Linked DNA regions of Homo sapiens: region 1 is linked to region 2. A link is an interaction called in ENCODE POLR2A ChIA-PET data of the cell type or tissue named here. Cell type or tissue: CD4-positive, alpha-beta T cell. All regions are shown on one strand. Links, peaks and the distances in the headings refer to the core of each region. The heading gives the core; the rest is flanking DNA.

Region 1 (2,920 bases), core at 282-2,781, 50 kb before region 2:
GGACTTGGAGAACTTTTGTGTCTAGCTCAGGGATTGTAAACACACCAATCAGCACCCTGTCAAAACGGACCAATCAGCGCTCTGTAAAACAGACCAATCAGCTCTCTATAAAATGGACCAATCAGCAGGCTATGGGTGGGGCCAGATGAGGGAATAAAAGTAGGCTGCCGGAGCCAGCAGTGGCAACCTGTTTGGGTCCCCTTCCATACTGTGGAAGCTTTGTTCTTTAGCTCTTTGCAGTAAATCTTGCTGCTGCTCACTGTTTGGGTCTGCACTACCTTTATGAGCTGTAACACTCACCACGAAGGTCTGCAGCTTCACTTCTGAGGCCAAGGAGACCACGAACCCACCAGAAGGAAAAAACTCCAAACATGTCTGAACATCAGAAGGAACAAACTCTGGACACACCACCTTTAAGAACCGTAACACTCACCGTGAGGGTCCACGACTTCATTCTTGAAGTCAGCGGGACCAAGAACCCACCAATTTTGGACACAAATACCACTGCACTAGAGTCTGGGTGACAAAAAGACTCTGCCTAAAACACAATACAATAAAATAACATATATACCCATTATCCCACTTTATTTTATTTAAGCTTGGTTGTCTTTTACCTACCTTCCTAGAAGCTAGGTGTGGTCATAAGACCAAGCACTGGTTAATGGAATATTAGAGGAAGTGATAAATGCAACTGCCAGGATGTGTCCTGAAAGGAAAGGCCTAGCCCTCTATTTCTTCTGTTTTCTTTTCCAATGGCTGGAATTTGAAAATGATGGCAGGAGCAAGAAAAACCATTTTAGACCAGTGGATGGAAGATATATGTTGAGATAGAACAATCTAGGTCTTTGACATCTTACTCCAGAATGACAGTCACATAAGATAATACGCTTTCATCTTGTTTAAGCCATTTTTATATTCCTTTTTTTTTTTTTAACAGTGGTCAAACAATAGCCTAATACAGACATATTTTTTGAAAGTCTGTGTGTACTCCCAACCCTCACCCAACGTGGGATGTAAGCCCTGTGAAGAGTAGGGGCTGTTTTTGGTTTACTGAGACAGTGCCTGGCACACTAAACATTCAATAAACATTGAATGAATAGCAAAACCATCAATATAATACTAGGCCTTGAGTGCTTCCCTGAGAAAGTATGTGGCTGGTCAGTATAAGTAAGTGATTGTACAGCAACATGCTGTGTGTGTGGTTGGTTTTCTGTTTTGACTGAATCACAATCGCAGGATACAACCTGCTATTTTCATTATCTGAGAGGCATAAATACTTGTAAGATAGTTGTATGTTTCTTTTGCAATTTAAATGAAGACTCTCAAGTAAAGTTTATTGTTGTAATGAAATTGGGTCATAGAAGCATGGAAAACTGTGACAAGGTTCACACTGATGAGGAAAGGTCACAAGCAACACGCTATGCACTGAAGGAGAAAAGCAGCTTGTGTACTGACATCTTGAGATGTGTGGTTGGCATGTGCCTCATCTCGGAAGAACCACAAAGAATTGCACAAGGTAAGTCAAAATGAAACGGAAACATCACAGAGTATCAGCAAGACGCCTGGGGGTAAACGCTACAGACGTAAAGCCACTGAATTCCAGGGTGAGTAAAGAATATAAAATGAGTTATAGCACTAGGAGAATATTTTTGGTATCAAATGTCTTTTTTATACAATTAAGTTTGTTTTGAATACTTTATGTAGATGAGCTAATGTAAACAATTTAAAACATCATGATGATTTAAAAATATATATAGTAATGAGACCCTGTAGTCCTGGGATTGAAGCAGTTTCAATTTAAAATGTTCCATGTCTTTAGCGATGAAAGTTGCAAATGTGTAGGCTATCTTGCCATGCCACACTCCTCTCGGAAAAATATTACTGAAATAAAACAAGTCAGGATTTGTTTTTTTTTTTTTTTTTTTTTTGAGATGTAATCTCACTCTGTCACCCGCCCAGGCTGGAGTGCAATGGCAAGATCTCGGCTCACTGCAACCTCCCCCTCTCGGTTTCAAGCCATTCTTCTGCCTCAGCCTCCTGAGTAGCTAGGATTACAGGCATGTGCCACCACGCTCAGCTAATTTTTGAATTTTTAGTAGAGACGGGGTTTCACCATGTTGGTCAGGCTGGTCTCGAACTCCCGACCTCGTGATCCGCCCGCCTCGGCCTCCCAAAGTGCTGGGATTACAGGTGTGAGCCACTGCACCCGGCAAAACAAGTCAGGATTTGTTTAGCCATTTTACAATATATAGTAACTTCTGATAACAGTTACTGGTATGAGGTTTCTCTTCATTGAGTAATTAGCTAGAAAATTCAAGAGAGAACTTTTTTTTTTTGAGACGGAGTCTCACTCTGTCGCCTAGGCTGGAGTGCAGTGGCACTATCTCGGCTCACTGCAACCTCCGCCTCCAGGGTTCAAGCGATTCTCCTGCCTCAGCCTCCCAAGTAGCTGCGATTACAGGCACCCGCCACCACGCCCGACTAATATTTTGTATTTTTAGTACAGACGAGGTTTCACCATGTTGGCCAGGCTGGTCTTGAACTCCCGACCTCAAGTGATCTGCCCACCTCAGCCTCCCAAAATGCTAGGATTACAGGCGTGAACCACCACACCCAGCGGAGAACTTAATGTGTTCCTTTGCTTTACAATTTCTTAGTAATACAGTAATATCTCCTTTCTAGAAACACATTAACATTTAATTCAAAGTGTAATGGGAGTGTTAGATTAGGACAAAGTACTGAATATTAGTAACAATAGTTCCTTCTTTGTCCTTTCCTCACCCAGTGAGTCTAATCATTGCTTGTATTTTGGTGCAGCCCTGATCCTTTATGCTGGATATGTTGGGACAGCTAGAGGGCGAGGCGACAATACATATGACCTTTGAGTGATGGTTTATTTCTCTGAGTATTTAACATTGAA
Region 2 (2,920 bases), core at 223-2,722:
GAAAGGTGTGTGGAAAATGGAAAAAGAGCAAAGGGAGATAGAAGCAATAATAAGGTAATTAGGGATAATCAAGAACAAAGTAAATGGGCTATCAAATTCTGAGATGGCTCTAAGAATGATGGTTAGAGAAATCTATATAGAAAATAATATATAGAGATATATAGAACCTAGGACCAACATGACTTGAATAGTGAGGAAATACAGATGACAGCTTTCTGCAAAAAGCTAAGAAAAAGGGTAGGGCGGCCGGGCACCATGGCTCACGCTCACGCCTGTAATCCCAGCATTTTGGGAGGCCGAGGCGGGCAGATCACGAGGTCAGCAGTTCAAGACAAGCCTGGCCAAAATGGCGAAACCCCATCTCTACTAAAAATACAAAAATTAGCCGGGCGTGGTGGTGGGTGCCTGTAATCCCAGTTTAAACCCAGGAGGCGGACGTTGCAGTGAGCTGAGATCGCGCCATTGCACTCCAGCCTGGGCAACAATAGGAAGACTGTTGAAAAAAAAGGTGGGCCTTGAATTAGTCAAGTACTTGGCTCTGGGGAAATTAATGAGAAGATAGATCTGGGAGTGAAAAGTAAAAAGCATAATCTAAAGTGAATGTAGCAACTTAAAAGGTTCCGTGGACTGAAAAAGAAGGGTGACAGCTGGGAGCATCTTTGGAAGAAGTTTTCAACATAGCCAGGCTGAATAATCTAAACTTCTAATTTGCTATAATCATAGTTAATTTATTTCTCATTCACTCATACTGTTACCCATTTGAATCAACTTGGAACAAATTGTATTCAGTAGTAGTATTTAGGACAAAAGAGTACAGTTTCTTGCTCTTGTGCCCCAGGCTGGAGTGCGATGGCGCTATCTTGGCTCACTGCAACTTCCACCTCCCAGGTTCAAGTGATTCTCCTGCCTCAGCCTCCTGAGTAGCTGGGATTACGGGTGCCTGCCACCACGCCCGGCTGATTTTTGTATTTTTAGTAGAGACAGGGTTTCACCGTGGTGGCCAGGTTGGTCTCAAACTTCTGAACTCAGGTGATCTGCTGCCTTGGGCTGGGATTACAGGTGTGAGCCACCGTGCCCGTCTGGGAAAATTCTTTTTATCCTTGGGTGATGAAAAATTAGTCTGATATTTCACAGTGGCTGAGACAGAGCATATGCCTCAGGTGTTCTGGAGGACAGCTGATTTCACACTCAGCCTGTTTTTCATTTTATTGTGTAAACCAGTGGTCCCCAACCTTTTTGGCACCAGGGACCAGTTTTATGGAAGACAGTTTTTCCACGGACAGAGGGTAGGCGGGTGGTTTCATCAGGCATTAGTTAGATTCTCATAAGGAGCGTACAGTCTAAGTCCCTCAAATGTGCAGTTCACAATAGGGTTCACGCTCCTGTGAGAATCTAATGCTGTAGCTGATCTGATAGGAGATGGAACTCAGGTGGTAATGCTGGCCCCACTGCCGTGGACTGGTGCCCACAGCTGCAGCCGGGGGTTGGGGACCCCCATCATCAACTAAGAAAATCAAATGCAACTGTTTTTAATACTGCTTTTGATACACACTGGTAATGTTAAGCTATACTGAAACATAAATACTTGAAAAATACTTCATCAGGAGAGGTGGTTCAATGTGAAAAATGTGTGGCTCTCAGTCACAGATTTGGCTTTCTTCCCAGCTTTGCTTTTATATACCACTGTGGCCCTTCACAAGTGACTCAACTTTCTCTTCACCACAGCGGTGCTATCTATAAAATAAAGGAGTTGAACAGCATGTTTAAAGTGTCTGATTCTGTGATTCTATGTGTTTTTATTATTACTGGCTTTTCTGAGCTACCTCAGAAACAAGTATATTATGTATAGTTATAACCTTATTTGTAAGAAAGAATGTTTTAAGTTTTGAACAACTCACCTTCCAATACAGTGAGGTCCGATCTCAGATTCTCACATGTTCCAGTTTGTGTCTTACTTTTTAAATGAAGGTAAAATAAAAAGCTTTGTGACTGTTTCTCCTTATTAATACCTCACTCTATTACCTTCCAGGCTTACCTTAACTGGAATTATGTCAGCGTCCTTAGATAATTACTTTCTGTTAGAGCCTGCTCAGCTGCATGGCACCTAAACAGAGGCCTACACAGGACATATTTTTCCACACACAAGGTCATTTTGGGAGTTGAGGTTAGTCAGGTAGAGCTGGGAATACTACCAAGAAATGGTAAGAAACATTCTACAACATCAAACTATGTGACATGGAAAAACAGTACCTGAATCTGAGGACTTCAAAGAGACATCGTATTTTGTTTTGTTTTCCTAGGTAACTCAGTCTGTAGTTGCTGAAAGAGGAGGAAAGGATTAGACACTGGTCAGTTTTCAGTTTTAGTGACCTGATAGCTTTTGGTCTCTGGATTTGGCATGCATGAAGGCATCCATCCTGCTTGGAGCATTTCATAGTAGCTGCACATTCCTGTTGTCTGGCTTATTTTGCCGAGTTTTAAGGAATTGAGGACTCTGTACTCTGTTCAAATATCAACTTCTTTGACACCACACTGTTTGCTCCTCTGTTGTATTCTTGAATACCATTCCATATGTCTCTCTAAGGCCAGTTTGTTAATTTAAAAAAATCTTCCTTACTACCGGGCTTTTCAGTTTCTGGGGAAGACAATTAAGAAGGTGCATTTGGCTCTTGGTTGACAACATCTTGATTGTTCTGAAAACAACCCTTTTTGACACTAAATTCTAGTTTGATACTCTTGTTTGGAATCAGATAAGAGAAAAAACGGGACTTTGTGGTTTAAATATTGAATAAATTGTATAGTATGCTACATATGGCATGTTCTCAAAGTAGATAATCTGGGATAACAAATATATTAATACCCACTTTAAGATTTATTTAAATTGACGTTTCCTTAGTTATATTAGAATAATTTTAGAGCA

What was found. ChIA-PET counts read pairs that join two places held together with the same protein. Peaks named below come from ENCODE experiments on the same cell type or tissue, not always from the same donor. Only the 100,000 strongest peaks of a DNase experiment are listed, where the experiment ranks them.
Region 1: POLR2A ChIA-PET joins it to region 2 with 5 read pairs; 15 of 35 experiments call an interaction of 5 or more read pairs at or near these places.

The regions. Positions count from the first base shown.
Region 1 is chr3:177,200,423-177,203,342 of GRCh38, reverse strand. It overlaps a transcript of TBL1XR1 not described here. Among named protein-coding and RNA genes, the nearest start is that of TBL1XR1, 4.4 kb to the right of the region's middle. In CD4-positive, alpha-beta T cell, for the core only: no CTCF peak of the experiment used is centred there; DNase peaks (open chromatin) are centred at 1,492 and 1,982; H3K4me3 peaks cover 1,046 bases; H3K27ac peaks cover 1,298 bases.
Region 2 is chr3:177,149,915-177,152,834 of GRCh38, reverse strand. The region is part of intron 1 of TBL1XR1 (TBL1X/Y related 1); the gene reads left to right. Among named protein-coding and RNA genes, the nearest start is that of TBL1XR1, 46 kb to the left of the region's middle. RefSeq lists enhancers at 1-310, 1,441-1,490. In CD4-positive, alpha-beta T cell, for the core only: no CTCF peak of the experiment used is centred there; a DNase peak (open chromatin) is centred at 1,674.